2 separate regions of the Homo sapiens genome follow, and region 1 is linked to region 2. The links are chromatin loops, found by intact Hi-C in ENCODE. Cell type or tissue: mesothelial cell of epicardium. All regions are shown on one strand. Links, peaks and the distances in the headings refer to the core of each region. The heading gives the core; the rest is flanking DNA. Region 1 has its middle 500 kb from the start of LINC02945. Region 2 has its middle 55 kb from the start of PITX2.

Region 1 (4,400 bases), core at 198-4,197, 940 kb before region 2:
AAACAATCTGAAATCCCAAATCTTCCAATGCAGTTCCCCCAATACGATTTAATTTAGTCTGCACAACTTCGAGGCTTACATTTGTGTTGGATTATTGCCAGGCAAGTGTGGGAGAAGTTTTCTGCTTGCCAGATAAAGGGTACTTTATCCCTGTTCTCATTGGTCTGACATCGAGGGAGGGAGGATTTGTAAACACTACATGGGCTCCAAAGGGGAAAGTCAAGACGGAAGGAAGCTGGTGAACTACAGGAATCCTTAGTAACATGAATCATCCTCTTCTCTCGAACTCTGTGTTTTATCAGGTGGAGACTAATGATGAGGTGGATCATCAGTCTCTGTAATCCTTTTTCATCCTTGAACTGCCCCCCGCCTGCCCTACTTAGGGTATGCTATTTAAAGAACAGAAATGGAAACATATTCTATACCCTGAAACAGGGCATATGTCCATTTCCTTGAAGATAATGGATAGAACCGAGTGAAGGAGTGATGGATTCACAAGGTTATGGGTTCTGTGTATAAATAAAATGTTTGGAAATGAGACTGCACATCGACAGAAAGAGATTACAGTTTTCTACCCAAATAAGTGAGAAAACTATCCAGAAGAAGTTTAAAATTCTAAGTACCAGGAAGTACTTAGAATTTTACAGGGATTTAGTATAGAAGTTCTCATGAGTAAGGTCATCAAAATATAGACAAAGAGGTTGGAGAATACCTGCAAAGGGCCCAAGTTGAAGAAGGAGATTCTGTAACTCCCACAGCAGCAGTCAGATATAAATGGCTTCTTTCTGCTCTTTTCCTCTATTATCCTTTTCTCCTCGCTGTTCTCTTTTTCCTGATAGGAGAGAGTAAGAAGAGGCTGGAAAGATATTTGCTGATTTGGGTGAATTATGTGGAAGAGACTAGGAACATCAAAATTGGGTGAGATTGCCAGCTACCTAATAAATCTGCATTCAAGCCAGAGGGCCAACAACCTGCAGAACCCACAGGAGAGAAAGCGGACTAGTTCCAGTCAGCCTAGATCATACTGTGAAACACAGTTCCTCCTTAGCCTTGAATACTTTCTTTTCTGAACCCTTCTTCTATACCCTGTGTCCTCACTTCTAACTCTTCATGCACCCAGACACTTTCTGATTTAAGTGATGGGACACCATCCACTAGCTCTCTGACCTTGGATATGTTATTAATTTCTCTGTACCTCTGTTTTGTTATTTGTAAATTGTGAATAATAATTGTATGTAAGTAATAGAGTTATGCAAATTAAATAAATCTAAATAATGCCTTTGCATTATTTACTAATATAAATACTAAATGCTCCCAAAATATTAACTGTTAATTATTATTACTATTATCATTAGTATTTATTCTTGGTACATTTTATCTATATGAAATTCAAAACATTCATATTACTGTGTATCAAGCATAATGTTAGGTTTCAGGGATTTTGAGAATAGAGGGGTGACCAAGACACAAACTCTAACTTCACCGATCTCTTAGTATAATATAGAGAAGTTGTCATAGAATGTAATAATTGCTTTAAAAGATATAATCAAAAGACGCTGGGGAGTAAAGAGCAGAAACTCCTAATTAGGTCTCATTCATTCCATGTCAATCTTGTTACCTATTCAATTTCTTCTGGAGCTAATCTTCAAGATTTCCCCCTTTTTCCGTTTCTCTTCTAGTACCTTTAAATAGATCTCTCTTTTGTTAAAATTCCCTTTTTGTTATCCCCGTAATCCTCCTTGCCTCCCCATACACATATATTGCAAACTGATTTCATACTTCAAGTCCCCATTCAGAGGTTTTCTCCTCACTGATCAACCACAGTTGATCATTTCCATATTTGCACCACAATAAGTCTGCTACTATTCTATCTCACAAATTAAACTGCAGTCACTTGCTTACCTTGTTGTGTCTCCCTACTATACAGAAACCTCCTTGAGGATGGAACTTACGCTTTATTTATTCATACATACTTAGAACATAGCACAAAGCCTGTTACACAGTAGGCTTTTAATAATGGTTCAAAGTGAACTAAAAGTCAAAATTTCTTTCTTGAAATGCTTCATAAGTGACTTTTCTTATCCCTTTGCCCTATACTCAGAACTCTTATTTATTAATAATATCTCATATTATTAATTACTCCTAAGGTAAGACAACTAATAGGGTTACTCTTTCTGGAGAATATAGATTCCCAAATCATTCCTGAAAATGTACTCAGAGAGCAGGAACTCATATGCCATTGTATCCGATGAGAAAATATCAATCCACTTAAAACCCTAAAACATTCAAATCCTTATATAACAGTCTTTTGTAAATTTCTGAATAATACATAGCATTTTAAAAGACCAACTACCAAAATTATGCAACACTTTATAAACTCATTAGTGGGTATGTTTTTGTGTAATATGCAGTGATACTATACAGTATTGGATATGAATTGTTTTACCACTACATTATAATAAAACAGTAATATTATTTAAATAAATAATTTAATCACCACCATCCAATCCCCTTTTCATTTCCATCTTTTTTTTTAAGAAGGGCATTTATGGCTTTCTTAAGTTCACCTTGTTTTCAGCTGTAGTGAGTCCTTTATTTGTGCTGTGCCTTCATCCCCTTGGCTAGTGAGAATATCTGCTGCTGATAGTCACAACCGTGCACCTCACTAGGAGTTTCCAGAGGTCATAGGGACTGCCTCTCACAAGGTTATGCCTCCCTTCCATGACTCAGCCTGTGGACCAATCACTGGCTGATGTGGGGCTAAAGAAACTGAGATGGGGATAAAAAAACTGAGACAACTTGCTTCAATTAGAGATGATAATAAAGGCGCAGCCTGGCTCCAGGGGCTGCAGGATTAGTTGAAACCTCAGTTGTAACCACATGCAGGTCAAGCTCCTCCTTTGCCCAACATTGCCTTCCTCAATTTCTTCCAGGTATATCTTCTGAGAGTATTCAGCCAGAAACCTTTCTATGCAATTCTCTGTCTCAGGCTCTGTATCTAAGAAACCCAATCAAGAACTTTTGGTACCAGGAATGGTTCTAGGAAGAAGAACCTAAGATAGCATTTTTGAGGTGGATTACTTATTGACTTATTGGCATTAAGAATTTCAACACTGGTGGTAGGCAGAGGATGGCTAGCCCCTGAAATTGTTAGAATTTGTCTTGGTGGCGAACTGAGGTGGGGTACTGAGGAAGATACTGCACTAGCAGGATGCAGTATGTTTGATGATGCTTGAGAGGCATGAGAAAAATGAGAGAAAACTATTATTAGGAATACAGAATTGTGAAGCTGTTACAGAGCACTGAGAGAGATAATGATAAGCTTGGGCTGATGAATTACCAATTTGTGAAAGCCTGAGGGCCTCTTTGGAAGCATTGAAGGAAACTTTCATGTCATAGCTGAGGGCAGACAGAAGTAAGAGTCAGGCTCAGGATTTAATCCTAAGAGTAATGCAGCTTCAGAGAAAGTTGAATTCTTACTGCCAGCATACCTCTTATGCCAAAATCAGGGAAAGAATGGAATCCTGAGACTGTGAATGGGGAATTCTGGGTAGATGCAGTTGAGAAACAAACTCCCCGATTCCTCTAAACCTCCTGGGCCTGCAGATGTGGCCGTCTATTGGAAGAGTGCTCCCTTGTTAGAAGACTGCTTGCTTGAAGACCAGAGAAGTCATCTTGTGTGAGGTAGGTAGCTTATAAGACGATACATGCCCCTTTCAGCATCTAGCACCTCCATTCTGGCCAACCAATGCAACAGCAAACATCAAATCCCAGCATAGCCCAACTGAAGATTGCTGGGCTTCCTAAGGCAGGAGTGGGACTAGTGCCAAAGGAGCTGCAATGTGTGGCTAACATACTGGCTAGAATCTAAGGAGTATGCAAGAGACGTGATCCTAAGGGCACTGGATCAAGTGGACAGAGATTGAGTAAGGAGAGTTATTACCAAGTTGAATAAGGAAGAATTTTTCAATATGGAAACACTTTCCTGTGATACAGAATTTAAAACACTGACGTCAATCCCAAATATGGTGTTAGCAAAGAGCTAAGATGGTTATTGAAGACTAAGAGGGAAAAAACAGGACAAAGTCTTGTAATAAATGAAGAAATAATGCTGGCACTGCATTAGAAGATAGTAGAGAATAGGATCAATAGGCTCATAGAAGTGGGCATGGTATCTACTTCAGAGAAGTAGTACCATATAGTTCCATATAAGACTGGAAAACCTAGTATCTGGATATATTGTCCAAAAGGGCCCAGAAGACTTTTTAAAATGTAAGTAATAAATGAACTGGTGACAGAGGTATCAGTATCATTGAAATCTTAGTGTGACTCTCTTTCGTAGGCCATGGCTGATAATAGGAGATGCTGTTGCAGAACTGGATTCCTTGATAGCAATGGGG
Region 2 (4,400 bases), core at 181-4,180:
TCTGCTGTTTCCTCTATGTGCCTGTCTGTCCCATCCCACCCCTGCAAAATCTGCATGCTCTTTCCTCCTTTAGGGCCCCTCCCATTTCCACCTCTGGCAGTAGGGCTTTCTCTGGTCTTCCTTCCCGGGCACCATTCCACCCCCCTTTTAGGACACTTGTTCCATTGCAAGGGAATTCACAGTTAATCGATAATTGTGAGTTCCCTGAGGGCTGGGATTTTATCATATCATTTTTTTTTATTCTTAGCACCTAATCCAAGTTCTGAGCATCTAAGTGGGGAAGAGAGTAAAACCAGAGAAGAAAGAATAAAGAGAGAAAGGGAGGGAAGAAAAAAGGAAAGGAAGGAACAAAGAAAAGGAGGGAGTAAGAGATGGGGAGAAAGCCACTTTGATACACTTATTAGAATAAACGTTTTTGGCCAGCTAACCAACTACTGAAAAATTGGTACAGGAAAACATACAAAGAAAGGAACACGTCCTTAGCCTACATTTGGAAGTTTGTATGTGAGGCCTGAAAAGGATCTAAAAAGATATAGTACAGTCCTTTCTAAAATAACTGAGTCATGTGTTGAGATTGGTTTTGAAACCATTAGTGTCTAAAAGTAAAGAAAATAATGAATGCCAGAAAGGGGGGGTCGGGGAAGGTTTTCTCCAAAATACACCCTAGAGATTGAAAAGGGAGAAGGGAGAGGATAAAGGTTGACTAGACATGAGTGAAGCCAAAAAAATCACCTTCCCCTTTCAAAAGGGAATGGAGAGAGGAAGGGGGGATAGTACACGAATGGGAAAAAATCAACTCCTCTGATTAAATGTTACATATTTTTGACTCACTCAAATTTCAGGATGCCAGGGGGAGGGGCAGAAGGGTGTGTTTTTACTAATGATTAATCTTTTTCTCCTTCTGTTTCTCAACCTGGTGACATTGTTGAAGCTGGGGGAGGGGAGCATGGAATTAAAGTAGCAAAAAGTAGGTTCTCTCTAATTCTATTAGACATTTTTCTTAATGAGAATTTCCCTTAATTGTTTACTTTTATGTACCTACAGAGATCCCTACTCGGGAGGGGTTTTTTAAATGACCTGGCACGTAAAAATTATTTGTCTACTTACTGTGAAGAGTCATCAAATAAAGTTACAGAACAACATTATTATCCTGAAAGCAATTTGTAATAGATAAGATATTTTAAGTTTTGTCTGGCTAAAAAAAAAACCAGTAATGCTTCTGAGATAGATGATTACTTGTTCAAATGTCTGAGAAGAGGAAGATATGAATGTCATATTCTAAAGGAATCCACTCTTCCTATATGATGGCCAAAAACAAAAAAAAAGCCTAAAGACACAGCAGAAATAAATAATTCTCAGTGATTTACTTACAGAGCCTGAAGTGTATGGTTCTGAACAAGATATTTCCCAGAGCTGCAGCAGTAAGCTTGACACAGCACCAGACCTGTTTCAAGCTCCCCAGCTCCTTTCCACAGACATTTACTTCTGTTTTCCATGCTGTATTTCCTGCTCCAACATCAGTAACTTTTTCCTCTAACCCATGTCTATTCTATCAAGCTAAACTTCTGAGGTCTCAGTTTCAGTGACACAGGCAAGACTGACTCAGTGCCATTCAATCACCAGCCAATCTGAACACTAATCTGTACTGTATTACTGCCACACTGCCTGTCCCAGATAGAAAATTTATCCTTCACATTTGCTCATTCATTCATTCAACATGTATGGAATGAGAAACTGCTAGATGCCTGGCATGGTGCCAAGCCCGAGGTGCAACAGTTAGTGAGACTAAGTCCCTGCTGCTCTTCACTGTGACCCCATTATGACAATACTGGGTAGCAAATGATATGAAAAAGGAAAATAGAAAGTGAGGAAGCAGAAAGGAAGGAGCAACCAACACTAACTCCTTTATCCAAGGGGAACATGTGTTTGCCTTCAAAGGAGAGTAACTATACTTAAATCCAGAAATGACCAAAACATTTCTTATGTGCCATTGGGTAAACACTGATATGTCTTAAGACCTGAATCTGTAAAATCATCTTTTATAGACAAAACTAAAGGTAACTTAAAAGAAATTATCTAGATATCTAGATAGCTATTTGGGGGGGAAAGTGAGGAGGCAATTGTCCAGAGAAAAGGGTACAAGTATATAAATTATTGAGAAACTTGCTGAGAGCATCTGTTGGCAGGAACGCAAGTTCACATTTGTGACTGAGAATTAACAATCCAACTTCACCACGAAGACTGCCAGCGCAAATTCACGGAGACTCCTTCTAACCTACGGTGATATAAGACTTCATGATGTTCAAGGCACTTTTTTTCTCATTATTTCCATGCACCAAAGGGTTAATCACAGAATAGTAAATTGAGGCACTGAGAGAAAATATTAAAATCCCAACTTGACTGGGAAAATTGAGGGTCAGAGAGCCATGCTGGTAAACAGCACACCCAGGATGAGTTCTCCAGTTTCCTAATTCCTGACCAGAGCTCTTCTACCAACATGTTGCCTCTGACACTTCACTGTATGAAGAAACAAAGCAGAGAGATTAAAATCTAAATACAAAAAACAAGGGCTTCCAGTTAGATAAATCAGATAAATGTAGTTGAATCACATAAATATGATGCAAATAAGTTCGATTTCTAATGCTTCCAATACCCCACTAAATATCTAGAATAGGTTCTTTGCTATGCAAGATCTCAGGTTCAGAAAGAATAAACTTTAAAAAATGACAGTGGGAGCAGAGCATCTTCTTTGAAGGTTTCAGATTTTGGAGGTCAGTACTTTCTACTGAAGTCTGAAGGAGGCTCAAGGGATTGTGGACAGGAAAAATCAGTCTTGTGAAATCTACTCAATACTTAAAGTATTTATCTTGTAAATCTACTTATCCCCTCTGTTTTAATCTATTTTGGCTGCTAAAGCAAAATACCTTTGACTGAGTAATTTATAAACAACAGAAATGTATTTCTTACAGTTCAAGAGACTGGGAAGTGCAAGATCAAGGTGCCAGCAGATGCCAGGTCTGGTGAGGACCCATCCCTCATAGATGGTGCCTTTTGTGTCTTCAGATGGCAGAAAAAACAAGGCAGCTTTCTTTAACCTCTTTTATAAGGGCATTAATCCCATCCATGATTGTGGATTCCTCATGACCTAATCACCCCCTAAATTAACCACCTCCTAATACCACCACAATGGAGATTGGCTTTTAATATGAATTTTGTCAGTCAATAACAGCCTCCAAATACCTGGGAAGGTTTTTACCAGGTTAGCAGTAGAAAAATATGGGTGGAGGCTAGGATTCAGTTTGGACCTACAACTGAATGAGAAGGGATGCCTCCCCAGCTGGAAGTATCTGGTGGTGATGATGATGATGATAAAGTGAGTCCCATTATCCCAGAAGTTAATCACATGTGGTGCTGAACCAAAAGGCTTGGAGACTGACCCAATGGAAGGACTCTGTCCCCTGTATTTGTGGTATATCAGTTTGGCTTTTGTAATAGACAGACCTGAAATAGTGGTGTCTTGAACAAAATAGAAGTGTATTTCTCTCTCAAGTGCAGTCCCAGAAGTCATGCAAGTACAGCAGTTCTGTAGTGCCAGGATCCTGGACTCCTTCTAGCTTTTTGCTCAATCACAGCTGCCTCAGCTCCAGTTCTCCTAACACATTCCAGTCAGCAGGGACAAGAAGAGAACAGAAAGGCACATCCTCTCCCTTTGAGAACACAATCTAGAAGTTGCACACAGCAACCTTGCTAATATCTTATTGGCTAGAATTCCATCATATGTATACACCAATTGCACAAGAGGCCCAGCTAAAAATTCTGCTTCCATAGAAACAGGAGAGAGGAGATACCAGGGAACAACTGGCTGTTTCTGCCACAGACCCAACTCTAAAAAGTCATTTGTGACAAGCCTTCCTCTTGTCTCCTCAATTCAACTCCAACTATTAATACTTTCTAGCACTTTGTATAATTTCAGGGCTCCTGTTCTACCTGAACTGCATCCTCATTTTTGAGGGACTAAGTCACTGGCCACTCTAAAGAGGGCAAGCCACAAGCTCAGAAATTGCTTAAAAGACTGTTCCAAAGTGATTCACCTCATGAATATATTACTGACATTTTGTAGCAAGCACTTGCCCTAATATTAAGTATAAGAACTCATTTGTTACTAAAAGAAACATTACCATTCAATAGGGAAATACTGGTTCATGGAAACATATGATCTCTGCTCTCTAAATAATTGTGTACTTTTTGGCATGGTAAGAATATTGTATCAATTTAATCCTTTAGATACAAAAAATGATGAAAGAGTTATTGTCTGTTTTAATGATAGTTTGAAAGTGATTATTATGGGCACATTTCTCAGTTCTCTCTCCTACTTAGGATAGTTACCTATCCTAAGCAGT

Evidence for each region. A loop is a pair of places that touch in the nucleus more often than their neighbours do. Peaks named below come from ENCODE experiments on the same cell type or tissue, not always from the same donor. Only the 100,000 strongest peaks of a DNase experiment are listed, where the experiment ranks them.
Region 1: it touches region 2 in a loop (21-fold over the local background); 1 of 110 quality-filtered maps calls a loop at or near these places.

The regions. Positions count from the first base shown.
Region 1 is chr4:111,614,937-111,619,336 of GRCh38, reverse strand. No RefSeq gene overlaps it. Among named protein-coding and RNA genes, the nearest start is that of LINC02945, 500 kb to the left of the region's middle. In mesothelial cell of epicardium, for the core only: no CTCF peak of the experiment used is centred there; no DNase peak of the experiment used is centred there.
Region 2 is chr4:110,676,074-110,680,473 of GRCh38, reverse strand. No RefSeq gene overlaps it. Among named protein-coding and RNA genes, the nearest start is that of PITX2, 55 kb to the right of the region's middle. In mesothelial cell of epicardium, for the core only: no CTCF peak of the experiment used is centred there; a DNase peak (open chromatin) is centred at 1,740.